Linked DNA regions of Homo sapiens: regions 1, 2, 3, 4 and 6 are each linked to region 5. A link is a loop called in an ENCODE intact Hi-C map of the cell type or tissue named here. Cell type or tissue: heart right ventricle. All regions are shown on one strand. Each heading gives the region's core, and the rest is flanking DNA. Links, peaks and the distances in the headings are about the cores only.

Region 1 (4,807 bases), core at 470-4,469, 88 kb after region 5:
GTAGAGACAGGACTCGCCACGTTGGTAAGGCTGGTTTCAAACTCCTAACCTCAAGTGATCCACCCGCCTCAGCCTCCCAAAGTGCTGGAATTACAGGCATGAGCCACCACACCCAGCCTCTGTTCTTTAAAGAGGAAAATATGACAAGGCTGGGGGCCAGGGGCCAAGGAAAGGCTAGGTGGGCAAGCAGAGGAGTGGGCTCATTTCCTCTGAGAACAAAATTAGTTCAGTTTGCAGCAAGAAGAGGTCCAGTTAGACTGAAAAAGGAACTTCCTGAGAGCATGACCAGGAAGTCCTTCTCTAATAGCAGGGCACTGGGAGTGAAAGGCCATGGGAAACATGCAGTCCTCCTCCTCCATCATTTCACAACTGACTGGGGCCCTCAGAAGAGAAAGGTCTGGGAGGGCTCCTCCATGCCACTTCTCAGCATTTACCACCTTGAGGACCTGGGGAGAACCCTGCCTGGATGGAATGGGGCAGTGGTGGGACCAACTTGCTCTGAGGCTAAGGAGAGCCAGATGACCCTCAAGACAATCCCAAGTGTCCTTTGAGGACACTGAGAGCCAGCCTGGCCACCAGGAAGTTAATCATTGACATGCACCTGCCCTGTGCCAGGCCAGCTATCATCTCATCATTGGTACAACGCTATAAGGGAAATTCTGTGGTTCCCCCTATGGTGAGTGGCAAATTGAGGCTCAACAGCAATTGATCAAAGTCACAGAACCAATATGTCATTTCTAGTCCTCCCACAGTCCTCCAGAATCCATTTTCTTATCCCATTTCACAGAAGGAGAAACTGAGGCCAAATTAAGTAGTCCCATGGCAAGTCAGAGGCCTCCAAAGTGTCTGCTTCCAAAGCTCTTTTCACTGTCCTCTAGAGACTCTGCATTGGACAACAATAGGAGGGATTGAGGTTAGACCCTAGAGAGACCCAAGGGTTCTGACCTGATGTCTCGGACCCAGGGGTGGGGGTTCAGGGCCTGGAGAAAGAGCGTGGGAGCTGAGAGCTGTCACTGTTCCACCCAGTGCAGTGCCCAGCCCCAGAAGGCAGGGTGTAGGGTACAGGGTGACAAAACCCAAGGAGAAATCCAGTGCTGGGTGCGGCCCAGTTATGAAATCACCTCTTTACTCAGCCCCGAGTTCTCTCCTTACCCAAGGCAGGGTCTGCTGAGACCATGGGCAGCCTACATGGGTGTGGAGGCATTGTCCAACACAGCTCCAGGGCCCTTACCCCAACCTCCATAGGATGTGCAGGGAGCAAACTAACAGGGCAAACCTGAGGCCTGAAAGGCAGTGGGGAATAGACAAGGGTTAGGGAAAGAGGTAGATTCCGGACTCATAGCGGAAAGGGGCACACTAGGACTGTCCCCCAGACCCAAGTCCCTAGACCCTGTCTCTGGGAGCCATTTAACCTCAGGAAGAAAGACCACAGGCCTCTCATTGCACCAAGGTCTGATGGTCTACAGACAGAGGAAGGTCTTCCTGCTAACCGGCCCAAAGCTTCCTGAGGCAGTTGAAACCTCTTCCCTTCTTGTTCTTTGGGAAACAGAAATTCCGGATCTCAGCATTCTTTTCCTCTCATACTGCAGGCTCCCAGCCTCAGGCCCCAATCTAATGGGCTACAGAGTCAGTTTTGCTACCTCTGGCGGGGGGACCATGGGCATCCTGGGGGATCAGGGGCTGCCTTTGGGCCAGGGCCCAGGAAGAAGGGATCAGTCGTTGCAGCTAAGGCGTCTGGCAAGCCCAGGTGTTCCGGCTCCCAGCCCAGAGGCCCCCTGGTGCCTCGACTGCAGGTGGACAGGAAGATGGAGCCAGAGAGGAAAGTGGGCTCAGTGTTCCCCTACCCGCCTCTTCTCTGTCCCCAGCTCAGCAACAGCACGACGGCTGGCCAGGCGGTGACTGTGGAGCTCTTCCTGACACTGCAGCTGGTGCTCTGCATCTTCGCCTCCACCGATGAGCGCCGCGGAGAGAACCCGGGCACCCCTGCTCTCTCCATAGGCTTCTCTGTGGCCCTGGGCCACCTCCTTGGGGTAGGTCATGGCCATGGGTTCCAGCCTCCCTGGAGGAACAGACACACAGACCACTCCAGAGACAGACACAGAGACCCCAAGAGGGACACATACACAGAACTCTCAAGAGGAACAGACACCCCAGAGGTTTGACTCCTAGATACCCCAGAGGGACAGATATCACTCCAGCCCATCTGTAAATAAAACGTGATGTTAATTGTCCATCACGTGGGTTCCCTTTAGGCTGAGGTCAAGCACTGCAGTGCGGGACAAGGACTTCCTGCCCTGTCCTCACCTCCCTTCTCTCTTTGATGCCCTCCTCCCACTGCAGATCCATTACACCGGCTGCTCTATGAATCCTGCCCGCTCCCTGGCTCCAGCTGTCGTCACTGGCAAATTTGATGACCACTGGGTAATGGCTGAAACCCCCTGCCCTCCCCTTCTCTAGAAACCCATTTTAGAGGGAGAACAAGAGCTGGAATAGCATGGGATGGGGGCTCAGCAGCGGTACCCCAAACCCTCCACACTCCTCCTGGTCCTGGGGAGCCTTGGGTTCCACCCCTCAGATCTGATGCCAAAGACTCAGTTTCCACGTCTGTGAATGAGGATGACAACAGCTTACCTCACTGGCTTCTTGGGAACAGTAAGTGAGGTTACCGGTGTAACCCAGATAATGCAGTGTCTGGCACTTAGAACTCTATAAGTGGTAGTATTTAGCACTTATCTGGTGCTTAGTATGTGGTGAGCCTTGTTCTGAGTGCTTTGCAAACATTAACTCAGTTTTCACAACCACCCCAGGAGGTAGACATTCTTAGAGTGAAAGGCACAGAGAGGGTAAGTAACTTGTTGAAGTGCACACAGCACTTAAGTGGTGGAATCAGGACACACACAGGCAGTGGCTTCAGAATTCGCACCCTTAACCCCGCACTGACAAGGCTTCCCCAGCAGCTGGCGTTGTCGTTGTAATTACATAAATAAGCATTTTACTAGATTAATGTCGGGGAGGAGAGGTGCGGCCGCAGAGTGTGCCGCCGGGGCCTGCGGGCTCCGCGTGCCGGTGCCGGCGCGGGTGCCAAGCCGCCCTCTCCGCTCGCCCCCAGGTCTTCTGGATCGGACCCCTGGTGGGCGCCATCCTGGGCTCCCTCCTCTACAACTACGTGCTGTTTCCGCCAGCCAAGAGCCTGTCGGAGCGCCTGGCAGTGCTGAAGGGCCTGGAGCCGGACACCGATTGGGAGGAGCGCGAGGTGCGACGGCGGCAGTCGGTGGAGCTGCACTCGCCGCAGAGCCTGCCACGGGGTACCAAGGCCTGAGGGCCGCCAGCGGCCTCTACGGCCCCGACGGACGCTTGTGAGGCCCGAGGCAGAAGGGCCCACCCCGTCCCTCCTCTCCCGCAGGTCTGAAGTTGGCCCCCCAGCGCAGAGTAGCTGCTTCCTGGACGTGCGCGCCCAGGCCAGTGCTGTGAGCAGGCGGGGAGGAGGCTGCCGGAGGGAGCCCTGAGCCTGGCAGGTCCCCTGCCCTGAGGCTGTGAGCAGCTAGTGGTGGCTTCTCCAGCCTTTTTCAGGGAACTGGGAACTTAGGGGACTGAGCTGGGGAGGGAGGCAGGTGGGTGGTAAGAGGGAAACTCTGGAGAGCCTGCACCCAGGTACTGAGTGGGGAGTGTACAGACCCCTGCCTTGGGGGTTCCGGGAATGATGCAACTGGTTTTACTAGTGTGCAAGTGTGTTCATCCCCAAGTTCTCTTTTGTCCTCACATGCAGAGTTGTGCATGCCCCTGAGTGTGAACAGGTTTGCCTACGTTGGTGCAAGTGTGCATGGCTGGGGACTTCTCACTTCCCCTTGCACCCCTTCCTCCCCAACCTGCAATAAATCCGCTTCTCCTGCAGTGGATGAGTGTGGGTGCCAGTCCTCCTCAGGAGAAGGGGAAGGGAAGGAGGCCACTTTGAGAGGGCTGAAGGGAGGGCCTTGATTTCCAGCCGCAATCTGGCTCCTCCTGGAAAATTTCCCCCACCTGCAGCGCTGGGCCCCAAGGCTTGCCAAGACTCATTGCTGGAGGTAGAGAGGTGTCAACCAGAGAACAGCTCCCCTAGACATGGCCTCTGGAAAAAGGAAATCTTTGGTGGCCAAAGATTTCCTTTCTGTGGTGAGGGAGAACCTCTCCAAAGAGGAAGCAGGCATATGAGTGCGCACGCCTTCACGTGTGTGTATGCTGTGTGTGCCCGGGACCCCCGTCTCCAGGGGTGCCCCAGACCCAGAGATTAGCCTCCCACTTCGGCGCAGAAAACAAAAGCCCTTTGTGGGACCCGGGCCTTTGTCTTGGGTGAGGGGAGATTTGCACCTAGACACTTCTTGAAAGGAGACACTCAGTTTCACAAGTGAGCCCTCTTGCCCAGCACACACCTATGGCTGGCTGGGCAAGGCGCTCAGGCATGCAACCATGGGCACCAGGCAATACCCATCCATCACCCATCTCACTCTCCCCAGTCCTCAGGCAGCAGCTTTTCCACCCCAGGAATCTCTGTTCCTTCTCTGTCTGCCTCTCCACAGCCCGTGATCCCCTGCTTCTGGCTCCTACCACTGGACAGTCATTGTGGATAGAGCAGCCTGCTGCTCTCAGGACCAGAGAAGGGAAATGACTTCTCCAGGCAGAGGCAGATCTGAGTCTAGAACCCAGGCTTCTAAATTTCTAGGCCAGTACTACTGCTCTCAAAAGAGATTAACTGGGATTAAGTGAGATGACGCATGTAAAGATGCTGTGTAAACTGTAATTCTTAATACCATTATCACGCATTACTAGAATC
Region 2 (4,807 bases), core at 447-4,446, 96 kb after region 5:
TCGAGGGGAGAGAGATCAAGACCAAGTGAGGGTTTGAAGGAGACTTAGGGGAGGTGGAGGAAGAGAAGGAGAGTCTTAGATCCAGGGTGAGGGGCTTCTAGCAGGAAGAGGGAAGACGCCAAGACCGCGCTTGGGAGGTCAGTGGTGCGTCTCTACCCCCCCTGCTCCCCCACTCCAACTCCCAGAGTCTCAAGGCCTCACGTCACACCCCCGTCCCGTCCCGTCGACAAGGGGAACCCCGGCCTGGGAGAGGGCGCCTCCGGGGATCCGTTGCCTAGTCCAGGTACTGCCCAGCTACCGGGCGTCGAGGATTGCGAAGCGTCGGGGCAGGCTGGCACGGTGCCCACTTTTCCCAAAACGCCAGCCTTCCAAGCCCAGAAGCTCGCCCGGCCCAGGCCGGGAGCGGCCCACGTCGGACGGCCGGACCGCCCTGCAGGACCCAGCCCGGCCGCCCGCCCCCGCCGCCGGCGGTGAGGGAGGTGAGCGGCGCCGACCTGCGGGACGAGCATCACTCCGACCCAGCCGGGGGTGAGGCGGGTCAGGATGCTCCGGTCGCAGGAGGAAAAGGAGGAGCTGGACCAAAAGCCCGAAGAGAAGAAAAGGGGAAGGCCGCGCACGGAGCGCGGTAAAGGCCGGCGGAGCTAGACGCCCCGAGGTCGGAGTGAAGCGCCGGGACCGAGCCCCGTCTCCCAGGGAGTCCGGGGCGCACGGCACCGAGGAGAGCGCGGGAGCCAACCTGGGCGCATCATGCGCAGGGCCCGGGACGCTGGGCCGGTCTACACCGCCGCCTGGGTCACGTGGCCCGGACGGGCCGGCGGCTGCCCCGGCCGGGGGGCGGGGGTCGCGCCGGGGTTGCGCTGGACGACGGAGAGCGGCGGGCCCGCAGCGGCCTGGAGCCTCCCAACCCGCGCGCCGCGCTGGCCCCCGAGCGTAGGAGCCGCCCCCTGCCCCCCCGCGCCGGCCCCGCGCCCGGCCGCCCGCCCCCTATATAGCGCGCCCCAGCAGGGCCCGCGCCAGGCCGCCAGCCTCGGAGTGGGCGCGGGACAGTGCGCGGCGCCCCGCAGCCAGGCCCCCGCCCCCGCCGCATCCACCTCCTCCGCCGCCTGCGACCCAACGGGCGCCCCCCGCCGCGGCAGCTGCCGCCGGGCCCCCGCGGCCACCATGAAGAAGGAGGTGTGCTCCGTGGCCTTCCTCAAGGCCGTGTTCGCAGAGTTCTTGGCCACCCTCATCTTCGTCTTCTTTGGCCTGGGCTCGGCCCTCAAGTGGCCGTCGGCGCTGCCTACCATCCTGCAGATCGCGCTGGCGTTTGGCCTGGCCATAGGCACGCTGGCCCAGGCCCTGGGACCCGTGAGCGGCGGCCACATCAACCCCGCCATCACCCTGGCCCTCTTGGTGGGCAACCAGATCTCGCTGCTCCGGGCTTTCTTCTACGTGGCGGCCCAGCTGGTGGGCGCCATTGCCGGGGCTGGCATCCTCTACGGTGTGGCACCGCTCAATGCCCGGGGCAATCTGGCCGTCAACGCGGTGAGTGCCCTGGGGGGGGGGTGGGAGCCTCGACCCTGGGGTGGGCTCAGGACCAGGCCTCTTACCCCACCTGGAAAAAAGGGGTGCCGCAGAGTGGGCCAGCCCACACCCTTCACCAGGAAGGCAAGAGCCTCCCAAGGCCAGGAAGGCAACTCTCCAGGCTGATATGTGCTCCCTTCCTGCCCACCTCCTCTCCCCCTCCCCTCATGCTGGCCCACCCTGGTCTCTCTCCAATGCCTGCTACCCCTCCTCTCCTGCCAGAAACTTCTGCCTCCTCCTGTCTCACCTTTGAGCTCCACCTTCCTCCTGGGCCCCTCACCTCTCCCATCACCTCAGTGGAGCGGTTGAGTAGAACCACCAGAGAAAAGCGGGCTGTCATCACGGCTTTGGGTGACCCTGGCCTGTCTGTGCTTCATTGTTCTCAGCGCCTCCATGGGGATGGTTGTGTCTGCCACAGCAGGTGTCAAGGGGCTCACATTTAGAAACCGTAGATAGGAACCCCCTAATGTGGGGCCAGTGCAGAGCAGTTTCTGTTGAGTATTGGTTCCCTCTTTCCCCAACCTGTGCTCCTCCCCTCAACCCCGCACCCCTGCCTCCCTCCCACCTCCTGCAGCCCCAGAGTCAGCCCCCAACCCCATGCAAACTGGGTTCATTAATCAAACACAGAGGAGGATTTGCTTGGCCATTGTCAAGCTGTGAGTCAGCCGCACTGGAGAGACGGGTTTAAGGCTGGCACTGGCATGGGGCCAGGCACGGGCAGGAGGCCGGGATGGGGTGTGAGGCAGGCAAACCGGGCAGCTGCCCACAGGATGGAGGGTAAATGCCAGCTTATGGGGGCTGGGGGTTGGGCAGAGCCATTGATAGGCCCGTGTCCAGGAAAAGCTACCCTGACGCTCTGCCCTTTGGCCACAGGCCTGAGCTTCAAGCCTGTGCAAACTATGAAATGTACAGTGTCTTTAACAAATGGCTTCGCTGGGGCGATGTCCACAGGACTTGGCTTCCAGGTGCCAAGGTGCTCTAAGTGTCCCTGGAGGCCAAAAGCCCTACTCCCCGAGCCCCTGGCTATACAGCCAGAAGGTGGCCGGGGTCCTAACCCGCTATCCCCTTGCAGCTCAACAACAACACAACGCAGGGCCAGGCCATGGTGGTGGAGCTGATTCTGACCTTCCAGCTGGCACTCTGCATCTTCGCCTCCACTGACTCCCGCCGCACCAGCCCTGTGGGCTCCCCAGCCCTGTCCATTGGCCTGTCTGTCACCCTGGGCCACCTTGTCGGAGTGAGCAGTACCGACATTGGGCTGGGGTGAGGGTGGGGCAGGCACTCAAGGCAAATAATGGAGCCCTGGAGCGGAGCCCACTTCAGATGGATGAGTCCAGCAGAGTTTAAGGCCTGGATTTAGGGCTCCTGGACTCTGGCCCTACTGGGCCCCAGAATTGATCCCCCCAAAACCTCTGGGCTGAGGAAAGATGGGAGTAAGTAGGAGGTGGGATGGGACAGGAATCAAACCCAACCTCAGAGCAGAGAAGAGAGGAGGGCGTAGTTAAGGGTCCATGGTTAACCAAGCAGCTGGGATCCTTGGAGGGAGAGGTTGCCAGCCTGAGTTTGAGACCTGGCTGAGCCCCTGGACTGCAGTGTAACCTTGAGAGAGTCCAGATTCTGTGGGAGTGGACCAGGATGTTGCCTTTCTCTCCACCGCCCTGTCTCTATCCAGATCTACTTCACTGGCTGCTCCATGAACCCAGCCCGCTCTTTTGGCCCTGCGGTGGTCATGAATCGGTTCAGCCCCGCTCACTGGGTGAGTCTGTCCCTTCCCCTGGCTCCCTGGAGATGAGGGCCTGGAGACCCAGCAGTGGCAGCTCAGAGCTCACCAGACCTGGATTCTGTGGGTCTAGAGCTTGGGGGTGGGCCACGGAGTGGTGGCTGACAGAGAAAGGGACACAGTAGGGGATGGGATTCAGCTAGAGGGGCAGAGGTGGCTTTGTATGGCCTGAACCGCTGGGGACAGGGAGTCTGAGTATCTATCCGCTTATGGAAGAGGCTCTACTGAACCTGGAGGTGCAGAGGGGCTCTGTGTCAATTCCCTTGAGGATTTGGTGTCCGTCCCCCTCGGTGTCTGCGTGCTGGTCCTCTCTGATGTTTTATTTATCTGTCCCTGTTGAGGGGGTTGGGAGAGTCTTCCTGTGGGTCTGTCCCTGTGGACAGTCTGTCTGCCCCCCCTTTGGAAGCTCATGGTCACTCTCTCCAGGGTCTGCTTCTATCCCTGCGTGGAGGGGACACGCGCTCTGTTCATCCGTCTCTCTGAGGACCCACGTGTCCCCTCTGAAGGTTTATTTGCTTCTCTTTCCGGTGTGGTTGGAGGGAGCCTGTCCCTCTGGGAATCTGTTTGCCTTCTTTGAGGGTCTAGGTGTCTGTGGTCCATGTCTCTGTCCCTGGGAGTGGTGTGTCAGTATATTCGTCCCCGAGGTGGGAGGAAGTCTTTCTCCCTGAAGGTCTGGAAGTCTGCATGTCTGTCTCCTCTCAGGGTCCGTGGGTCTGTCCTCTGTGGGGTGGGGGGCATGTGGTCTTCAAGGTCTGGGGCTCAGCGCCCTGACTCCTGCCCTGTCTCCACCAGGTTTTCTGGGTAGGGCCCATCGTGGGGGCGGTCCTGGCTGCCATCCTTTACTTCTACCTGCTCTTCCCCAACTCCCTGAGCCTGAGTGAGCGTGTGGCCATCATCAAAGGCACGTATGAGCCTGACGAGGACTGGGAGGAGCAGCGGGAAGAGCGGAAGAAGACCATGGAGCTGACCACCCGCTGACCAGTGTCAGGCAGGGGCCAGCCCCTCAGCCCCTGAGCCAAGGGGGAAAAGAAGAAAAAGTACCTAACACAAGCTTCCTTTTTGCACAACCGGTCCTCTTGGCTGAGGAGGAGGAGCTGGTCACCCTGGCTGCACAGTTAGAGAGGGGAGAAGGAACCCATGATGGGACTCCTGGGGTAGGGGCCAGGGGCTGGGGTCTGCTGGGGACAGGTCTCTCTGGGACAGACCTCAGAGATTGTGAATGCAGTGCCAAGCTCACAGGCTGCAAGGGCCAGGCCAGAAAAGGGCGGGCCTGCAGCCTGCACCCCCCACCTTCCCCAACCCTTCCTCAAGAGCTGAAGGGATCCCAGCCCCTAGGTGGGCAGAGGCAGACCCTCCCCAGAGCTCCTTAGGAAGAAGACAGACTGGTTCATTGAATGCCGCCTTATTTATTTCTGGTGAGGATGCATGCGTGGGGCTGCTGGTGTTTAGAGTGGGGGCTACCCA
Region 3 (4,000 bases), core at 1-4,000, 200 kb after region 5:
ATTCCTGAGGGTTAAGACCTGGACCCAGATGGCAAAGAGACCAGAGGCTCCAGAGCCATGCAGGAACAATAACACCAAATGAATGGACAATGCTTGTAACTCTTTCAAATGCTTTCTAGGCTCCCCTCAATCCCCTTGATACATAATCACATTACCTCTGTTTTACAAATGCACGAAACTGAGACACAGGCAGAATGATTTACCCAAGCTCACACAGTTAGTGACAGGTGACAGGTTCAGGATTAGAACTCATGTCTTGTTAAGCTGAAAATGTCCTTTACTCTTTTAATTAATATTGTGGACCCTGGGGTTATTGTGTCCACTTCAAATTCTTGCCAGTCTTTTCCAGGACCCTTTGCTCTCCATGCCTACTCAGCTCTTGGATTCTCTTCCTTCTTCCTGCCTATTTTCTCCCCGCTTGCTTGCTTCCTCCTGCAGTATGGGAATATGAACTGTATTTGTGCAGAAAGGATGGCACCATAGTCATGCTTAGTGTTTCTAGCTGTGCAAGACCTCCCAATATCCTTAAGCCTTGCTCTGCAGACCAGTTTCACTGGCCTTTGTCAATCCTGCTGGACAAAGTTCACATGACTGCACTCTTTGCTGAGCCAAGCTGATGGGGAGCTTAGCCAAGATGCAAGAACCACTTCCTTCCCTCTCTTACTGCTTCATAACAGGAGAGTCCTGGATTCCCCAGAGCTTGAGACCAGAGGGTTTGCAGTCTCACAAGTGATGCTCCCAAGAGTAACAGGACTGTAGGTGAAGGTGGAAGCAAAAGCCAGAGCCGCCTCCCTCCAACACACCCAACACACAAGCAGGAGGGACCCGTGAGAAAGATGGAGAAAACGTATTTGTTTGAGTGGTTTGTAGTGTTGGATGAGGGAGAGAAGTGCTTGGCTCAATCTGAGGAGGTGCTAAGATATAAATTTGGGCACAGTTAGTCCATAGAAAGTATTCAGTTGAGGCTCCATCTGTCCATCATGTCCAGAAAGATTCCAAGTGGTGATGCTAAGATAACATTTGGTTGATGGTAATGGAGACACTGAGATGTGATTGGTCCATGCTGTCTGAGGGGACCATTCTAAGTAGTCAGATGGAGATGTGATTGGCTCACAAAGTTCTGGAGCAGTCTGAATTATTCCTCTTACTCAGGGGTAAAGACACACAGGCTAGCACCCTGCAGCCCCAGCTGTGCCCCTTCTTGCTTCTGGGTTGTCAGGGAAGACCAGGTTTTTGCTGTTTTGCAGCCCATGTCAAAGACCTGACCCTGAATTTTGCTGGACTCAAACCTCTCACTCCTCCCTCTGCTCTCTTCAGTTGGTTTCATTGCCAGCCCCTCTCCATGTCAAGAGCTCTACCCATAGGGATGTTCCCACACAGATGGGCGTCTGGCTGGAGTCCATGTCTGACACCTCCCCGGTGGAGAAGGGCCTGGCAGTCTCTCTCCTCCAGCTCCCCAGTCCTAAGGGCTCCCACACTCCTTGCCTGATACTCCATGCTCTCCCTTCTCTCCTCAGTCTTGTGATTAACATCCTTGCCATTCTCTGCTAGGCCAAGAGGTGTGTTGGGAGTGTGTCTCTAGCCCTGGGCAGATGTAGCACTGACAGGAAACACCTGTCTATAGGGTCGATCTAAGGGAGACCATCTTGGCATCTTCTGCAGCCTTCAGAGCAGAGGTTCTTCACTGAGGAAAGAAGGTAGTCAGGGAAGAGAGGCTTTGTGGTTAGGGCTTTGCTTGCTCTTTCAGTAGCTCAGGAAGAAGCTGCTGGGCCCCATCCAACAGGATTGCTGTGGGATACCACCCCCCACTGTCCAAGACCTTGCTCAATGCTTTTGCAAAGTATAGCGTGCGGGGGCACGTGTGGACTCTTTTGTAGATTTCTAAGGGCAACCCTCTTCTCAACAATAAGAACCCTGTTTCTCAAGGCTGGTTGGGGGAGGCATAAGAAGACAATTCAGGGAGGCTACTCTGGTCACTCAAAGACCCCAGCTCCCCTGATGAGGATCTGCAGTAACAGGCATTTCTCCAGATGTGCTCCTGGATCTAGCTCAACCCCAGGGAATAGTTGGTGGTCACAAAGCATTTGGCCAGGGTCCATCCCCCAGGTGTGGCTGAGTCAGCTTGGGAGGGTGGGGGTGAATATGGGGAGCCTGAGCTGAATCTGGGAGAGACTGGTTTGGAAATCCTTCGGGACTGAAGAGGGAGAAGGGCAGGGCAGGGAGTATCCCCACAGCAACCTGGCTGGGAAGGTTTCAATAGCTGCCTCCTGAGCAACCACAGTGACCCAACCACAAGGCCCCCTCTTCCCGGCCACCTCCTTTTCTTCCTGGTAGGGTGTGTTGTTGCCAAGACAATGGGGTCCATGGCTCCTCTCTCCTGCCCCACCTTGAGGCCAGCCAGGCCAAGGCAGGGCAGGGATTCCATGGAGGGGGGCTGGGGTGCAGCTGTCTGCTGGTGTCTGGGTGGGGGCCAGAGAAGTGAGCACAGTCGCAGCTGGTGCCATCCTCCAGCTGCACCTTATCTGTCCCTGGCAGTGGGAGCAGCTGATGTGGCCAGAATGCTGAGCAGCAGCAAGGGGAGGGGGCTGGCAGATGGTCACCCAGTCTGCCCTATGCCACCCCCTCCTCCGCTGAGACCTAGACCCTTTGCCTAGCGGAGAGAGAAGCAGGAATTCATTTCTGGGGCCTGGAAGAGAAGGAAGAGGAGGACAGAGTGGAAATGCTGGGGTGGACATGTGGTGTGACTCATAATCTCTCTCAGGAGGGTGAAATTGGGGGACAGGAATCCCTGGGAGGGGTCCACAGGAGTCCTTCTCAGGACCCTGGATTGGAGACCAGAATCTCCCAGGGAAGAGGTGGAGTGAATGGGGATGAGCACAGAAGCCTCCCCTGCAATCCACTGCTAGGTTCTGAAGGGGCCCGGGCATCCCCTGGAGCACCTAGGGAAGTAAGATGCTGCAATGAGAGGTGGCTGTGGGCGCCTGATCCTGGGACCCAAAGTGGGGAGAGAGAAGTCATCTTAAAGCAGGAGAGCCAGGGATGGCAGTGCCCAGCAAGAGCCAGGACTAGCATGGAGTTTATTCATCCCTAGGGCTCACCCCTCATCCCCACACCCCATGCTGCCCCATAGAAGCTCAGACCAGAAGTCCCTTGGGAGGGCCTGACCTTACTACTGGGGTCTGCACCCTCCAGCTAGGCAGGGAGTGGAGGGGCTGCTGAAGGGAAAGGCTGCCCAGACTGCCATGCAGACAGGGGAAGGGGAATCTTGGGCAGCCCCACCCAGAGGCCTGGTGGTCTTCATGGGTGGGAAGGGGGAACATGCACAGATTGCAGAGGGATAGAAGAGGCCGACCTGGAGACAGTAACTTTAGAGGAGGGGTTCATGGGGTTCATGAACTTTGGGGGAAGGGTTCCTGCCCTAGGGGTTCATGGCTACCACCTCCTGCCTTATCCTTCTCATCTGTCCCTCTCTCCTAGGAAGTGCCTAAACTGAACACAGGTGGGTGGAGAGAGGAGATGGGAGCAGAGCCCATTGCAGTTGCAGGAATCCAGTGGGTGGTCCCTGGGTTGGGGTCTCAGATGTCTCCTTTTGCCTCTCTCTCAGACACAGATACACACAAACATCCTTCAGGTAGCCCAATTTCCTCTCTCACCTCTTCCCCTTCTCCCCAGACCCCAGCCATTTCTGACTCCATCCCTCTCTCAGACAGCTATCAGCTAAGAACTACTCTAAGCTAATTGACCTGGGGGCTGTTGGCTAAAGCAATAGGGAATTCAGTAACTAAGTGCCTCTGGGGGCCAAGCCTGGAAGTGGAGGGCTGGGGAGGAGCACCTCTAAGTCTTGGGACTTTGTCACTGCCCAGCTGGTGGAGAACTCCTGGATATGGCCACTGCATGCCCAGTGTGTCCTGGAGGCAGAAGGGCAGGCCCACAGAGAGGCTTGGAATGTTCTGCTGTGGATGGAGGTTGCTTCTGAGTGTGTTTCAGTTTTGTGGAAAGT
Region 4 (4,807 bases), core at 429-4,428, 79 kb after region 5:
CCACCCCCTTCTCTGGTAATGACTCTGGTGCGGCCTGGCCCTGGCAGTCACAGCTCCTCTCTCTCCCTATAGGGCTGAAACAGACACCAGCTCTCCAGGACCAGCTGGTAAGAGCTTCTCCACTGCCCCCGAGCCCTGACAGGAGGACTCCCACAGTGTGCATGGAAGCCCAGGGAGCTCGGGGGCTACAGAGGCACCATTGGCTCTGGAGCCTGCAGCCCAGACAGCCCCCTCCAGATGTAATGGGGGAAGGAGCCAGGGACTGGGAGGAATTCAGAGGTCAGAGGAGGAGCAGTATCAGGAGATACTGCCCTCCTGCAACTCCTCCTCCCAGCTGCTCTCCCCTCCTGCTAGTGCCCACAATGGCTCCCAGCTGCCTCCTATAAGGAAGCTTTATTAGCCTGCAGCCTGTACTCCTCCACGCAGCAGAGCTGACAGGACCCCATTAGTCAGCTTATTCAACCCTTCCCCTGGTGCACAAACCCTTGCCAAGCTTTTCTGGCATTTTGCTCAGCCTGCTTGGACCCTCCAAGCAGGTAGGAACTCACTGTTTCACAAAGCAGTGTTATTAGAAAGGTTTCCCTGACCCTAGCCCCCCACATCTAATCTTTCTCAAATGTGGGCAGACTTGTTCCTGGCCCCTTCTCATTCCACCAGTGCACACATGCACATGCTCCCTCTCTCCATCCAAGCTCCAGGAATCAACCTCTACCCTGAACCAGGTCCCTGAGGACCACCACGTGGCTGCAACACAGCAGGTGTGGGGCAGGGCACAAGTGGGCTTAAGGGGGGTATAAGGGCTGGCAGTTTGCTCATTGATTCACTCAACAAACATGTACTGAGCACCTCTAAAGGGCCAGGGCCTGTGCTAGGCACTGCGGTGCCATGGTGAGCAAATCCAGAAATGGACCCTGCCCTCTAGGAGTTCACAGTCCAGAGGAGAAGCCCGATGCTGAACAGAGAATCACATCCGTGAGCAACACAAAAGGCAAGGCAAACCCTGGGCAGATGCCCCCGGGACTGTGTGTTATGGGCCTACAGGAAGCCTCTCCCAATGAAAAAGCAATTTTTCAGCCAGAACCTCCACCAGTGTCTTTCAAACTGTGAGTGGCAACCCATTTGTGGGTCATAAAATCAATTTAGTAGTTGTGACCTGAATTACTTGTTAGTGAAATAGAGAGGAATTTACAACATCACACTTAGGAAATACTGTTTTGTGAAATGTTAGTTTCAGTTATCTATCTATCTATCTGTCTGTCTGAGAGATCATGTTTATTAGTTAAGATATTAAATGTATTTCTTACTGCAGGTCTCAATCAAAAACCTCTGAAAGCCACTGGCCTAGAGTTAGAGGAAGAGTTAGCCATGAGAAATGGTGGTGACACAGGTTCCAAAAGAAGAAACAATAGGTATCAGGCTCAGAGATGAAAGGGCTAGAAGGAGGACACACCAAGTTCAAGGTCTGGCCTTTCTCGAGGGCAGTGGGGAGCCATGGGAGGTTAGCAAGATCCCATCTTCTTCATCCCTGGGCCTCACCCCATGGGCAGGAGGGAAATGGCAGGAAGTTGTCTTTGTGTCTCCCCAGGAGCCTGGACCTGTGGCCTTCCCTGCCTCCACCTGGGCCTCAACCGTCACGACCACCTGGCCTTTGAGGTAGGGTTTGGAGAAGGAAGTCAGCCTATTATCAGGAGAAGGCTTGAATTTCTATATTCATAGCTTGTTTCTGTCACTTACTAGCCTTGTGATCATGGGCAACTTGTCTAATCTCTGTCCCTCAGTTTCCTCCTTTGTAAAATAGGTCTCATAGAACTCATCCCCAAAAGTCCTTGTGAAGATTTAGTTTGTAAGCCAGATGTCTGCAGACCTCCAGTAAAAGAATATGTTTTTGGTATTAGTATGTATGTCCCAAATATTGCTTGGAATATGCTTATACAAACAAAAATCATTTGTTTTTTATCTGAAATTCAAATTTACCTGGATGTCCTGTATTTTATCTGGAAACCCTACACAGAAATCAAATGGCTCACGCTGTGTCTCAGAGCTGCAACGATCCAACGCCCTCCATCCTTCAGAGGCTGTCTGAGTCCGGGGACACAACTCCCACCCTCCTCTCCTGCCAGCCGCGGCCCGTGGCTGCTCTCTTCACTTCGTCCCGCTTCGCCCCGACTGTGGATCTACCCGCTCCCTTCTCCCTCAGTCCCCAAAGCACCAGACTCACAGGCCTGCTGTGTGACCCACTTTTACCGACCTTTCGGGGAGAGTAGAGGGCATTTGTGACTCAGCTCAGAGCAGGAAACACATCTCACGTCAACTGTCAGACAGCGCTGCTCCGAATCCCATCACAGTGCTCCAGCAGGGGGCGTCCTCACCGGCCGCGGCCACAGCCACGGCTCAACCCGGCCTAGCTCCCAGACACCCTCCTTCCACCGCCTGTTTTCCACCGTCCCCGCCTGCTCTTTCAAGCCAGCAGCAAACAACACCCTAATCCGTGTCTTTATTATTCAAAGACCTTAAGCACTCTTTCCCACCTCGTTCCCATCTTGATTATTTCAGGGAATGAATTAGGGATTCACCTTTACAATCAAAAAAGTTCTCTCAAAGCCAGGCTACTGGAGTTCTAATTCTGCCTTCCCACTTTTACTAGCTGTGAAATCTCAGGAAAGTTACTTAACCTCTCTCTGTCTCATTTTCCTCATCTTTAAAAAACAGGATGATAATATTTAGCTCCTAAGATGGTTGTGAGGATTTAAGTGAGCTGATATATCCAAGAATGTCTAGAACAGCGCGTGGCAGAATGGGCATTGCATATGGGTTTAATCTTGTAACTGCCATGTTTCACCAATTCTAAGGTGTATCTCGTTTCTCATCATAAGAGCTCTTCCGCTCGTGTGGCAGCTGGGAGTGGCCGTCATTGCCTGCGCATACCTAAACTTGGTCAGGTGAGTTCCGTGCCTTCAGCTTAATTGCTGTTTAAAATGTCTTCAAAAAGGTTACACTGTGGTTTAGCATTTAAACCCAGTTACTGTGTATGCAGAAAGGCGGGCAAACAGAAGAGTGTAGCAAGAATTTTATATTAGTGAAGCAGTTATCATTGAAGAATGACCACAGTTTCATATTTTCTTGCAAAACAGCAGCCAAGTGTTTTGTGAGACCTAAGAAAGGAAGAGCCCCATAAGTAAATGGAACTGTTGTGTTGTTTTATTACCGAGAAAAGGGCAGAATGATTGCTAGTCACACGTGAAGCAAGAAAACCCCGGCAATAAAGCTTGCAGAATGAGTGGCTGAGGCTTGAAAATAAATGGTGGAAACAATAGTGGACAATCTTTTAAAGAATGGCACATTGCCAATGCTCCTGATGGCACAGAAGGTGACACCATGCAGAAAATCAAGGCTCTGAGTCAAAGAGGGTTTCAGAAAAATTGGACTCTGAATGTGAAGAAATCTGGGGACTATTTTAGCCAATTTGTTTTGCCTATAATTTCCTTTTATGCATGCAAAAGAGCAATTCTGACTTTAAAGACTGATATCTAAATAAATCTAAAATATCTTTTTTGTGTGTGTGTCTGTGATACAGTGTCTCGCCCTTTCACCCAGGCTGGAGTGCAGTAGTGCAATCTCAGCTCACTGCAACTTCTGCCTCCCAGTCTCAAGCAATCCTCCCACATCAGCCGGACTACAGGTGCACACCACCATGCCTAGCTAATTTTTTGTGAGTATTTTTTGTAAAGATAGGGTTTCACCATGTTGCCAGACTGGTCTCAAACTCCTGGGCTCAAGTGATCCGCCCACCTTGGCCTCTCAAAGTGCTGGGATTACAGGCATGAGCCACCAAGCCCAGCCTATAAAATACGCATAACATAAAATTTACCATCTTAACTTTTTTTTTTTTTTTGAGACGGATTTTCGCTCTTGTTGCCCAGGCTGGAGTGCAGTGGCATGATCTCAGCTCACTGCAACCTCCACCTCCTGGGTTCAAGTGATTCTCCTGCCTCAGCCTCCGAGTAGCTGGGATTACAGGCATGTGCCACCACACCCAGCTAATTTTGTATTTTTAGTAGAGATGGTGTTTCTCCATGTTGGTCAGGCTGGTCTCAAACTTCCGACCTCAGGTGATCCACCCACCTCGGCCTCCCAAAGTGCTGGGATTACAGGCGTGAGCCACCACGCCTGGCCCTCATCTTAACCATTTTTAAGTGCACAGTTCAGTGGCATTAAGCACATTCACATTGCTGTGAATTCATCAGCAATTTTTGTCATGTTCTAATTAATAGTGCATGATAGATGCATAGACTTCCTAAGAAACAGTGTAGTGGCCATTGTAGAAAAAATGCAGCCATCCCTGCAGGTGAGCAGAGCTGCCAGCCAGAAGCACAGCCAAGCCCCGCCAGCTTTGATGAGAACACCTTCTTCCTCCCTGGCATGAAGGGAAAGTCAAATGCAAACACAGGCATGAGCCGTGTCATCGTTGGCCCCTTCCCCTCCTCCCAGACTAGGGGCCAGATCAGAATGTGAGTCCTGACTACTATTGTAAGCTGTGCGGCAGGTCATACTCTCTCTGGAATTCATGTTCTCATCATGGAAACTGAAATCCACAGGCAAGATGATCTCTAAGATCCCATTAGCTTCTAAATGTATGATTGTGTAACTGAACAACCACACAAGACACACACCACAAACATATGCAAATTCGGGTTGGGTCTTTGTGGGCTCCAAGGAGAAGCTGTCACACCTATCCTGGTGTATTGGGAAGCAAGAGATTTTTACCCGACTGGGTTAGGAGTGGTTCTTCCCAGAATCAAGGGTCAGT
Region 5 (4,741 bases), core at 742-4,741:
TCACTGAGGGTGTCAGGCGCCTCCCACACACGTTAGGTTCTGCTACGGCAGTGCCTCACTTCCAGGTACCAAATCCTGTTCCAGGCATCTGTTGCTGCATAGCAAATGACTTCAAGCTTAGTGGCATAAAACCACAACCATTTTATTATTCTCACGGATTCTGTGGATTAGGAATTTGGATAGGGCATGGAGGAGATGGATTTTTAATGCTCCATGAGGTCTTGGACCTCAACCAGGAAGACTGGGTGCACAGGAGCTGGAACAGCTGAAGTTGGAGAATCCACTTCCAGGATGGTTCTTCCTGCCTACAGCTGCCAGCCTGGCAGGCGTGGCTGGGAGGCTGGCTCAGCTGGGTCTCTTGGCTGGAGCACCACACGTGGCCTCTCTGGCATGGCAGCCTCGGGAAATTTGACTTCTTACATAGTGGCTCAGGAGAAAAAGAAGCCAACAGGGGGACAGCAGTGATGCGGGACAGGCGAGACTCACTCCTTTTGGCAGGGTTTCCCCAGATAAAGCAAGCAGAGAGTGTGGAGGGGAGTGGAGGATGAGAAGCTGGGAAGAAAGCATCTTAGCCATCCGTGGTGTGTGTGTGTGCGCACACACGCATGTGCATGTGTGTGTGTGCAGGCACACACACAAAATCTGTGAGGGCAAACAGGTTTGCTGGGAGTAGCCAGACTTGAGTAAAGACAGATGGTATAAGTGAGCTGGATGAGGTTGCTCAGCTCTGGGATTTCTCCAGTCTCACTGGGGGCTGGGTACTGTATGTGAAGACTGTCCCATGGGTGGGGGATGCGTACAGAGGCCACCACGGGGCAGTAGCAGCCAGAAGAGAATGAATGGTGTAAAGGGTTGAATAGGGGCCCCCTCAAGAGAGATATGTCCAAGTTCTAAACCCCTGTACCTGTGAATGTGACCTTTTTTGGAAATAGGATCTTTTTCCAAATAAAGATCTTGAGATGAGATCATCCTAGATTTATTGTAAGCCTTAAATCCAGAGACAGGTATCCTTCTAGGAGGACGGAGAGGGAGCTTCAAGACACAGAGACACAGAGGAGAAGGCCATATGAAGATGGAGGCAGAGACTGGAGGCGCCATTGCCAAGCAACACTGCGGATCACCTGCAGCTGCCAGAGGCTTGGAAAGTGCTTGCCACAGGCCCTCCCTCAGAGCCTCCAGCAGGAACCCACCCTGCTGACACCTTGGCTTCAGGCTTCCAGCCTCCACAGCTGTGGTGAAATGAATCACTGTTGTTTTGAGCCACCCAGTTTGTGGCAATTTGTATGGCAGTCCTAGGAAAGCTAACAGGCAGTCCAGGTAAGAATGGGTGGTGAGGCAGAAGGGATCTGGAGGCAGGGGGTGGCAAGGGGGCCCAGCGTGTACCCCAACCTAGACCATTCATCCCTTCCATCACACCAGCCCCTGCCCCTCAACATTTTGCACACTTTGAGCCCTGATCCAGGGATCTTCCCTTTCCCCGGCGACACGGCTCAGCACTGCTTCCCCGGTGGGGCTGCATCTTCTCAGGACCCACGGCTGCACGGTCTCGAGCCACAGTGCCTGGTTTCTCTCTTGCACCACCGTTGGTATCTTCTCCCTGTCCTATCTCTCACAATCTGTGGAAGTGCTTTGTATGCAGTGAGCGCTTAATAAAAGTCACTTTTCTCTCCTCAGAGTCCTCTAACTCTTGCCCCAGCCACTTTCCCTACTCCAGCTGAATTTGTGTCCTAACCTTGTCAGAGACAAGGATAACGTCCCCCATGGCTCCAGTGTGATGGCGTTCCCTCCCCTCCCACACAGCGCCCTGGCCCCACATTCCCCACAGGAGCTTGTGGGGTGATCATTAACCCATGCGCCTCCTGACCCCACTTCCAGTCGTTAATTTGTGCGTAAACTTGGACAAATCGCTGCACCCTCTGCTCCTTAGTTTCCTCTCAGGTAAAATAAGAGGGTTGGAGTAGACACATTCACCTATGCATTCCTCCATTCGCTAGTAAGTTGTTTACTGAGACCGTGCGTCATAACTCTGCCTTCAAGGAGCTTTGGTTCTGTAGGGTTGTTGTTTTGTTTTGTTTTTTTTAAGACGGAGTCTTGCTCTGTCGCCCAGGCTGGAGTGAAGTGGTGTAAGCTTGGCTCACTGCAACCTCCGCCTCCTGGGTTCAAGCGATTCTCGTCTCAGTCTCTTGAGTAGCTGGGATTACAGGTGTGCGCCACTACGCCCAGCTAATTTTTGTGTTTTTAGTAGAGACAGGGTTTCACCATGTTGGCCAGGCTGGTCTCGAACTCCTGACCTCAGGTGATCTACCCACCTCGGCCTCCTAAAGTGCTGGGATTACAGGCGTGAGCCACTGAGCCCAGCCAAGGTTCTGTGGTTTTAAAGCTGCCGCTCTGGACAATCTGTCCAGATGCAACCCAGGCATTCCTTCCTTCTGTGTACCTTTTAGGAAGCAGATTTTGGCTCAAAATAAGAAAGACCCTTCTACCAGAACGGCCCACAAACGGACAGGCTTCCACAGAAAGGGGTGAGCCCCTGTTCCGGAGGAGACTCTGGGATTGCTTCTAACTCCGGGATCCTGAGAGCCTCCGTAAAGGGTTTATTGAGCAGGAGAACCAATTTAACCCTGTCCACATGAAAATAAACATGGAGATTTACTTCAAACTCAGCAGCTCTGGTGAGAAGGCTCTCACACAGGTCCGGGTTTGACCCACACAGACTCCACGACCATCTGAGGCAACCAGCACACGGCAGACGAGGGAAACAACTCAGGTGTCACAATTGCTTTTATTTTTATCTCCAGTCAGTCACAGACCCCAGGAAGGTGAGGTCAGGGAAGGGAACAGGTGCGGACACTGGGGAACTTGCAGGAGCTAAGGCCAGTGGACAGCAGGAGTGTCGGGGGTGTGGCAGCTGGCCTGGGTCCCTGGAGCTGTGTCTGCCCTCAGGGACTCAGGAGAACGGCTCAGGGAGGGCTTGGGAGGGGGTACACTGTGTCCGAGAGATGCAACCATCGTTCGGCAAAAGAAAACAGCGGTGGCTGATGAGAAGACAGGTCTGGGGAGGTCTGAGGAGAGCTCGGGCCAGATCCTGCCCCCAACCTCCAGCCACATGGGCCCTCGGTGACTCTCCCAAACCAGGCCCTGCGTTTCCTCAAGCAGCCACTGGAGGGCAGCAAAGTGCTTATGCAAAAATCCCACCCCGCCCAGGAGAGCAGCCAGGACACCTGGGACTTGGCTTCAGGTGGGCCAGGGAAGGAGGCAAGGAGCCTTTTGGAAAATGGGTGTCTGTCCCATCCTGACTCCCTCGGAAGGAAGAGTAGGGAATGGAAGAACTAAGATTCCGGGGCTTCCCCAGGTGATACCGAAGGAGCCATAGGTGTGCCCGGGAATGAGTCCCAGACTCGTGTGTGCCTCCCGGGCCCCCATCTGCAGCTTCCAGAAGAGGACTTCAGTGGGAGACCCCTCAACTCACATTCCGGACAGTCAGATTCCTGGCTGCCTCCAGCTTTACAAAATCCAGCCCACCCCTTCCTGGGCCCAGCCCCACCCAGGCCAAAAATGTGAAGGGCCTGCAGACTCCCTTCCTCCTTTACAGCTTGTGACACCTGCTCAGCTGCGGTTTCCTTAATCTTGCATTCCTGTTCCCCTGCCCTTCCTACTTCTGACGCCTCTCCTGGTGTTTCAGGATTCCTCACTGCCTGGATTGGAGATGGAACGCATAGACTTTGGCCCTGACCCTGCTGCCTACACTGTGGTACCTGCCACCCCCCCTCAGGACCCAGAGTAGGAGGCTGCGGCATCTTCTGCCCGGCTTCCCCAGCTCTGCAAAGAAGCCATTTCTCAAATGGCTGTGATGCGTGTGTGACACTGTTTATTGCCGAGGACCTGTCCCTCCTCCCCCAAGCTTTTGGCACTCAGCCCTGAATAAGCTTCTAAATCCCCAGTTTCTGCAGTAACTTATCCCAGGGAGAGGAGAACTTGGACAAGTAGATTCTAGGAAGCATGACCAAGGCTATCTGACAGTGGCAGGAGAGTGGGGTGCTGGGGCTAACCCTCTGGAACTGAGGCCAGAGATGAGGAGAGGAAACTGAGGGGCCCGGAGGAGAGGAGGTGGAGGAGGGTGGGAACCGGGTGAGAAAGTCAGTGGAGAGAAATGTTCTGGTGCCTCTCCCGCCCTATCCTGGCTATGAACTTCCATGTGGCAGATGGAAAAACTGAATTCCAGACAGCAAGAAACCCTCACCTAATAGCAGGAGCCCGCTGGCAGTGAGGCTAGGAACCAGAAACCAGAAATCTTGCCTCCCAGCTCTTGTCTGGAAGATAGAAACCTCAGAGTGCAAAATCTGGCGAGGGGTTTCAGGAAAGACGGGAGGCCGGGTGGCACTGAGGACAAGAAATCCCCAGGACATCAGGGCCTGACCACCCACCTCTCTGCGCTCTCATGTGGTCTCATTCCGGCCCCCACCCAGGCCCAGGGGCAAGCGTGATACCCTGTTTGCTTGAGGCAGCTGTGGGTCTGAACCCCAGGCCCGCCACTCGCTAGCCGTATGACCTGGGACTCATTACCGAGCCTTTCTGAGCACCTCGGCTTTTCCCTCTGCTACGGACATGAGCAGAGCGCTGTCTCTGGAGGATCACTGCGATGGATTAATTTAGACCAGCACACAGTGGGCATCTCACCCGTGCCCCCAATGCCTTTGCTGCACACACACCACCCGCCAGTTCTTGGCTCCTTTTCTCTTCA
Region 6 (4,807 bases), core at 340-4,339, 210 kb after region 5:
GCCCTAGGCTTTTCCAGGGTTTCCACTCTGTCCTAAACCCTCTCTGTGCTGCCGGAGCTGGTGACAGGAAAGGGGCTCCAGCCCCCTGCTCTCCATCAGCCTCCCTTTCCCACTGCCATCAATTATTCATCAGCCCAGACACCCGCCCTCCCTGGCAGGGCAGGCTGGTCCTCCTCCCATGCCCCGCCCCAGCCACACTGCCACAGAGGCCCTGGTGAGGAAGGACGGCCAGCTGGGCTGAGATACCTGGCTGACGGGCTGGGTGGCTGGCTCTGCCGGACTCTGCCTGGAGTCACATCGCCTTCCCCTCTGGCACCTTCCCCCTTCCTCCTGCAAATCCCTGGCACCAGGAAGCCCCTGGAGAAAATGCCCATCCAGATCTTCTGCTCCATGTCATTCTCCTCTGGAGAGGAAGCCCCAGGGCCCTTGGGAGATATTTGGGGTCCCCACCACCATCAGCAGCAGCAGGACATCTCAGAATCGGAAGAGGAGGAAGAAGAGAAGGAAAAGGAGGCAGTGAGGAAGGAGGCCAGTGAGGGGCATTCACCCATGGACTTGGTGGCCTTTGCCAACAGCTGCACCCTCCATGGCACCAACCACATTTTTGTGGAGGGGGGTCCAGGGCCAAGGCAGGTGCTGTGGGCGGTGGCCTTTGTCCTGGCACTGGGTGCCTTCCTGTGCCAGGTAGGGGACCGCGTTGCTTATTACCTCAGCTACCCACACGTGACCCTTCTAAACGAAGTGGCCACCACGGAGCTGGCCTTCCCGGCAGTCACCCTCTGCAACACTAATGCTGTGCGGCTGTCCCAGCTCAGCTACCCTGACTTGCTTTATTTGGCCCCCATGCTGGGACTGGATGAAAGTGATGACCCCGGGGTGCCCCTCGCTCCACCGGGCCCTGAGGCCTTCTCTGGGGAGCCCTTTAACCTGCACCGCTTCTACAATCGCTCCTGCCACCGGCTGGAGGACATGCTGCTCTATTGCTCCTACCAAGGGGGACCCTGCGGCCCTCACAACTTCTCAGTGGTGAGTGGAGCCCCATGCCTGCCACAGTACCCCAAGAGTGTCTGCCATGGCTGTCCCTGACTGTCACCTCCTGGGGTTGGGGCTGGGGCTGGGGCTGGGGCTGATGACTGTGCTGCCCCCTACCTCATCTGGCTGACACAGGCCAGAGCTCACCCAGGAGTCCGGGGCCTGGAGCTGGGCTGGTATTCCCAGGTCCACACCAGTGCTGCTTTTCCTGTTAGAATCTTGAAACACGTCTGTCTTAGTTGGTATTTTGCTGCTGCCTCCCAACATGTCCTCCAGCTTTACCTGCCCTTCTCAAGACTTCCTCATGGTCCAGCAGGGCCCGGGACCTTGCTCCATCTGTGAGGTCAACCTTTGATCTGTTGGTGGACGCCAGTGCCTGGCCAGTTGTTCACTATTTTGACTAGCACCCATGGACTGAAGCTGGGGTGGGTGCTGCCTGGTCTCTGGTGGTACAAGAGAAGGGAGTGAAAGGGTGACAGTAGAGGGGTGGGGATATCCCCCAACCCCACCCCACCATGGCCCTTGTCAGCATCTCCTGCAGCAGGGACTTCATTGCATCTTCACTTGGTCTTCCTGTGCCCTCCTATGGACGCCCCACCCCCACCAGCTCTGTGTGTGTGTGTGTGTGTGTGTGTGTGTGTGTGTGTGTGTGTGTGTCTGAGGGTAAATAACAGGTCTCTAAATCATATCCCTCTCCCCAGCTTTAAGTGGCCAGGGACCCTCTTCCTAGGGGAAGCTCTCACTGGGAACTGTCCTTCTGCTTGGCCCCCCACCCAGGGGTCCAGGGCTTTCCCTGCTGGGGGGCCACCTGGTACCCCACTGTCTCTCCTAAGTTCATCTTCCAGGTCTGTCTGGCCTGACTGCTCTCCTGCCCCACCAGCTCCCAGATGCCAGGCCTTCCCTGCCCCACACACCCATCCCTCAGTCCTCCACCCCCTCCCTAGCGTAGGGGCAGGGGGTGTCATCATACCCGTGCATCATGGGATGACTGCAGGCATACAGGGGCCTGGGGGTTTGGGCCACTGGGCCTCAGGCCAGGAGCCATAGGAATGTGTCTACCTCTGGGCCCGAGAGTAGAGCAGACAGTTCTCACCCAGGCCCACCAGGTGGCAGCAGCAATCCACTGTACAGCAGCCCTGTCCTCTGAACCGGCGCAAGACAGGGCTGCTAGCCGGCCTCAGACACCTCTAATCCCATACAACTCCGGATGGAGTGTAGGCATGGGCATATGTCCAGCCTGGAGCCTGTGGCTGGGTGCCGCAAGACCTGGTCATGGGGCTGGGGACTAGGAGCCCTTGGAGTTCTCTCTTTGCCTCATCTCTGGACCTCACCCACAAAGTGGGGAGAGCAGTATGTCTCCTCTTCTGGAGGTCAATGGAGGAGGCTGTTCTAGGAAGGGGGAAGGGGGCAAAGACCGTATTCCCTAGTAACCTACTGCCATTGCTGCTCCAGTCTGGCCTGAAACTCTTTTGTCTCTCCCCTGCTCTGGGCTGTATTGACTCACCTTATGACCTGTTTTGTGGACTTTGTCACCATCCAGCAGTAGTAAAAGCACAGCCACCCCAACTTGGGGACATTCAAGGAGGCTGTGGGGAAAAGGCCAAGGATAACTGGTTTACTTTTCTCTTTGCAGCTTTTTAATCAGCACTGTGACCAGGGCTGCACTGGGGCATGGAGTGGGGAGAAGACTGGGGAGACAGCCCCTGGGGCTGAGATATCTTCTGAGGCCCTCCTAGTTTTGCAAAAGCATTAACGCACACACCATGCCCTGGGGGCTCAGTCCCAAGTGCTGGAAGAAGAGGTGCTGGTGCTTGGTTGAGTGTGGTCCTTGGCATGGCAACTGGGTCTACTTTCAGGTTCTGCTGATAATGGGATAATGGAATAATGATGGACCCAAGGGGCTAGGGGCTGAATGAAACCAAAAAACTGAGTTTGGCTGGGCACGGTGGCTCATGCCTGTAATCCCAACACTTTGGGAGGCTGAGGCAGGTGGATCACCTGAGGTCAGGAGTTTGAGACCAGCCTGGCCAACAGGGTGAAACCCCATCTCTACTAAAAATACAAAAATTAGCCGGGTGTGATGTTGTGCACTTGTAATCCCAGCTACTTGGGAGGCTGAGGCAGGAGAATCACTTGAGCCCAGGAGGCGGAAGTTGCAGTGAGCTGAGATCGCACCACTGCACTCCAGCCTGGGCAACAGAGCAAGACTCCATCCCAAAAAAAAAAAACTGAGTTTGGGTCTTGGGGAAAGCAGAATTTCAGATTCCCAGAGTGAAATCTAGGAGAAGAGAAGATATGTCTTGGAGGGCCTCAGGAGCTTGGGCCTGAGGAAAGTGTCCCAAGGAGGGGCCGTGTTAGGATCCTGGTGATGAAAATGTATATGTCAGGGTCCTGGCAGGAAAAAGACAGCTACTTGATGATTTAATTGAAGACTTTAACAAAGGGACTGCTGACAGAGCTGGGGGCAGGGTTAAGGAAACCAATAAGGGGGACTGAGGCAGTGAGCAGTACTAGGAAATCGTTATCACTTCTAGGCTGAAGAAGCACAAAAGAAGACAGTGCTCTGTAGGGAGCCCTGGCAGGATCTGTAATCATGGAGGGCCTAAGGCACTACTAGAGCTACAGAGGGGCGAGGGCTGGGGAAGGATTCATACCCCAATCTTTCCTCCTGCCTTCTGAGCCATTACCAATACCTCCCAACTGTCAACCCCAACTAGAAGCCCATGCAGGTGGCAAAGGAGCTCAGGCGATGCACCCTACCAGGAACAGTTTTCCAGGGCACACAGAGGGCAAGAAAGGGTGAGAAACAGGTGGGAGAGGGGAGCAAATGGAGAATGGGCTGCACGGGAGGAACCATTCCCAAAGGGTGTTGAGATTCCAACAGCTGGGGTGGCTAGGAACAGCCCTTGGTGAGTAGAGGGTGCTGGCAGGACTCTTAGGCTCTCCACTCTGCCCTCGCCAGGTCTTCACACGCTATGGAAAGTGCTACACGTTCAACTCGGGCCGAGATGGGCGGCCGCGGCTGAAGACCATGAAGGGTGGGACGGGCAATGGGCTGGAAATCATGCTGGACATCCAGCAGGACGAGTACCTGCCTGTGTGGGGGGAGACTGGTACGTCACCCACTTCAGGGGCCCCTCTGCATGGCTCTAGGCCCCAGCCTCTGCCAGGGGATTCCTGGGCTTCACTGTGAGACCTGGGCAGGGCCCGGGCTTTCCCCTCTCCCTCCAGCATCTCACCATCTCTATCACTGACTCTACCTGACTTCCACACTCACATCTCTCTGGCTCCCACTTCCTGGTTCAGTTACTCTCCAAGGTAACCAGCCATCCTCTTCCATCAACGCCGCCGCCACTCTATAAATAACTCCCTCTCTTCTCGGGCTGCCTGCCTGTCTGGTCTCGGGGGGCCTTGGGGCAGAGAGAGATGGGGGAAAAGGGAAAAAGGGAGTGGGAGAAATGGAGAGCATCTGAAACAGTGACACTCTGGGAGAAAGTATTTGAAACATCAAGATGCAGAGCAGAAGCCAGGTAAGAAAAGAAGTGTGTAGGATACAGGGGTCATCGGAGCAGCTCAGAGCTGGTAAACCCAGAAGGAGGCTAGGGGGTGGGCTAGGACCCTATAGACTTCCCCCACCCCAGCCCCAGTGCACCCTATGCTTATTTCCAGGAGAGGTAGGATGCCCCCAGGTCTGAGGGGTGTTAGGGAGTCAGGAGCCCTCCCAACCCACACACTCCTCATTCCCCTAGACGAGACGTCCTTCGAAGCAGGCATC

Evidence for each region. A loop is a pair of places that touch in the nucleus more often than their neighbours do. Peaks named below come from ENCODE experiments on the same cell type or tissue, not always from the same donor. Only the 100,000 strongest peaks of a DNase experiment are listed, where the experiment ranks them.
Region 1: a loop joins it to region 5, with 2.3 times the contacts of the local background. A loop is called at or near these places in 71 of 110 quality-filtered maps.
Region 2: a loop joins it to region 5, with 5 times the contacts of the local background. A loop is called at or near these places in 51 of 110 quality-filtered maps.
Region 3: a loop joins it to region 5, with 4 times the contacts of the local background. A loop is called at or near these places in 83 of 110 quality-filtered maps.
Region 4: a loop joins it to region 5, with 12 times the contacts of the local background. A loop is called at or near these places in 50 of 110 quality-filtered maps.
Region 6: a loop joins it to region 5, with 5 times the contacts of the local background. A loop is called at or near these places in 45 of 110 quality-filtered maps.

Annotation. Positions count from the first base shown.
Region 1 is chr12:49,952,290-49,957,096 of GRCh38, forward strand. AQP2 (aquaporin 2) reads left to right here. Exons shown (of 4, transcript NM_000486.6): 2 at 1,866-2,030; 3 at 2,341-2,421; 4 at 3,110-4,807. The coding sequence ends at 3,319. The region is part of intron 1 of AQP5-AS1 (AQP5 and AQP2 antisense RNA 2); the gene reads right to left. Among named protein-coding and RNA genes, the nearest start is that of AQP2, 4.0 kb to the left of the region's middle. In heart right ventricle, for the core only: no CTCF peak of the experiment used is centred there; no DNase peak of the experiment used is centred there; H3K27me3 peaks cover 3,216 bases.
Region 2 is chr12:49,960,857-49,965,663 of GRCh38, forward strand. AQP5 (aquaporin 5) reads left to right here and starts at 1,016. Exons shown (of 4, transcript NM_001651.4): 1 at 1,016-1,524; 2 at 2,636-2,800; 3 at 3,236-3,319; 4 at 4,136-4,807. The coding sequence starts at 1,162. The coding sequence ends at 4,321. It overlaps AQP5-AS1 (AQP5 and AQP2 antisense RNA 2), which reads right to left and starts at 1,927. Exons shown (of 3, transcript NR_110591.1): 1 at 1,811-1,927. It overlaps LOC105369764 (a long non-coding RNA gene), which reads right to left. Exons shown (of 3, transcript XR_001749143.2): 3 at 3,646-4,063. In heart right ventricle, for the core only: no CTCF peak of the experiment used is centred there; a DNase peak (open chromatin) is centred at 2,325; H3K4me3 peaks cover 417 bases; H3K27ac peaks cover 421 bases; H3K27me3 peaks cover 1,024 bases.
Region 3 is chr12:50,060,773-50,064,772 of GRCh38, forward strand. The region is part of intron 3 of ASIC1 (acid sensing ion channel subunit 1); the gene reads left to right. Among named protein-coding and RNA genes, the nearest start is that of ASIC1, 5.2 kb to the left of the region's middle. In heart right ventricle, for the core only: no CTCF peak of the experiment used is centred there; no DNase peak of the experiment used is centred there.
Region 4 is chr12:49,943,377-49,948,183 of GRCh38, forward strand. It overlaps LOC124902930 (a long non-coding RNA gene), which reads right to left and starts at 2,331. Exons shown (of 2, transcript XR_007063302.1): 1 at 2,249-2,331. LOC105369763 (a long non-coding RNA gene) reads left to right here. Exons shown (of 5, transcript XR_944948.3): 2 at 73-1,103; 3 at 1,586-1,653; 4 at 2,012-2,939; 5 at 3,132-3,547. RefSeq lists enhancers at 1,623-2,499, 2,230-2,524, 2,500-3,375 and a silencer at 2,163-2,403. In heart right ventricle, for the core only: a CTCF peak has its summit at 2,360 (motif pointing right); a DNase peak (open chromatin) is centred at 2,365; H3K4me3 peaks cover 569 bases; H3K27ac peaks cover 1,035 bases.
Region 5 is chr12:49,864,133-49,868,873 of GRCh38, forward strand. FAIM2 (Fas apoptotic inhibitory molecule 2) reads right to left here. Exons shown (of 12, transcript NM_012306.4): 12 at 2,764-4,741. Among named protein-coding and RNA genes, the nearest start is that of BCDIN3D, 23 kb to the left of the region's middle. In heart right ventricle, for the core only: a CTCF peak has its summit at 3,158 (motif pointing right); DNase peaks (open chromatin) are centred at 3,159 and 4,503; H3K27ac peaks cover 845 bases; H3K27me3 peaks cover 1,414 bases.
Region 6 is chr12:50,073,219-50,078,025 of GRCh38, forward strand. It overlaps ASIC1 (acid sensing ion channel subunit 1), which reads left to right. Exons shown (of 12, transcript NM_001095.4): 4 at 3,995-4,145; 5 at 4,782-4,807. Among named protein-coding and RNA genes, the nearest start is that of SMARCD1, 9.7 kb to the right of the region's middle. RefSeq lists enhancers at 1,851-2,120, 2,141-2,240, 2,371-2,420. In heart right ventricle, for the core only: a CTCF peak has its summit at 2,139 (motif pointing right); a DNase peak (open chromatin) is centred at 2,143.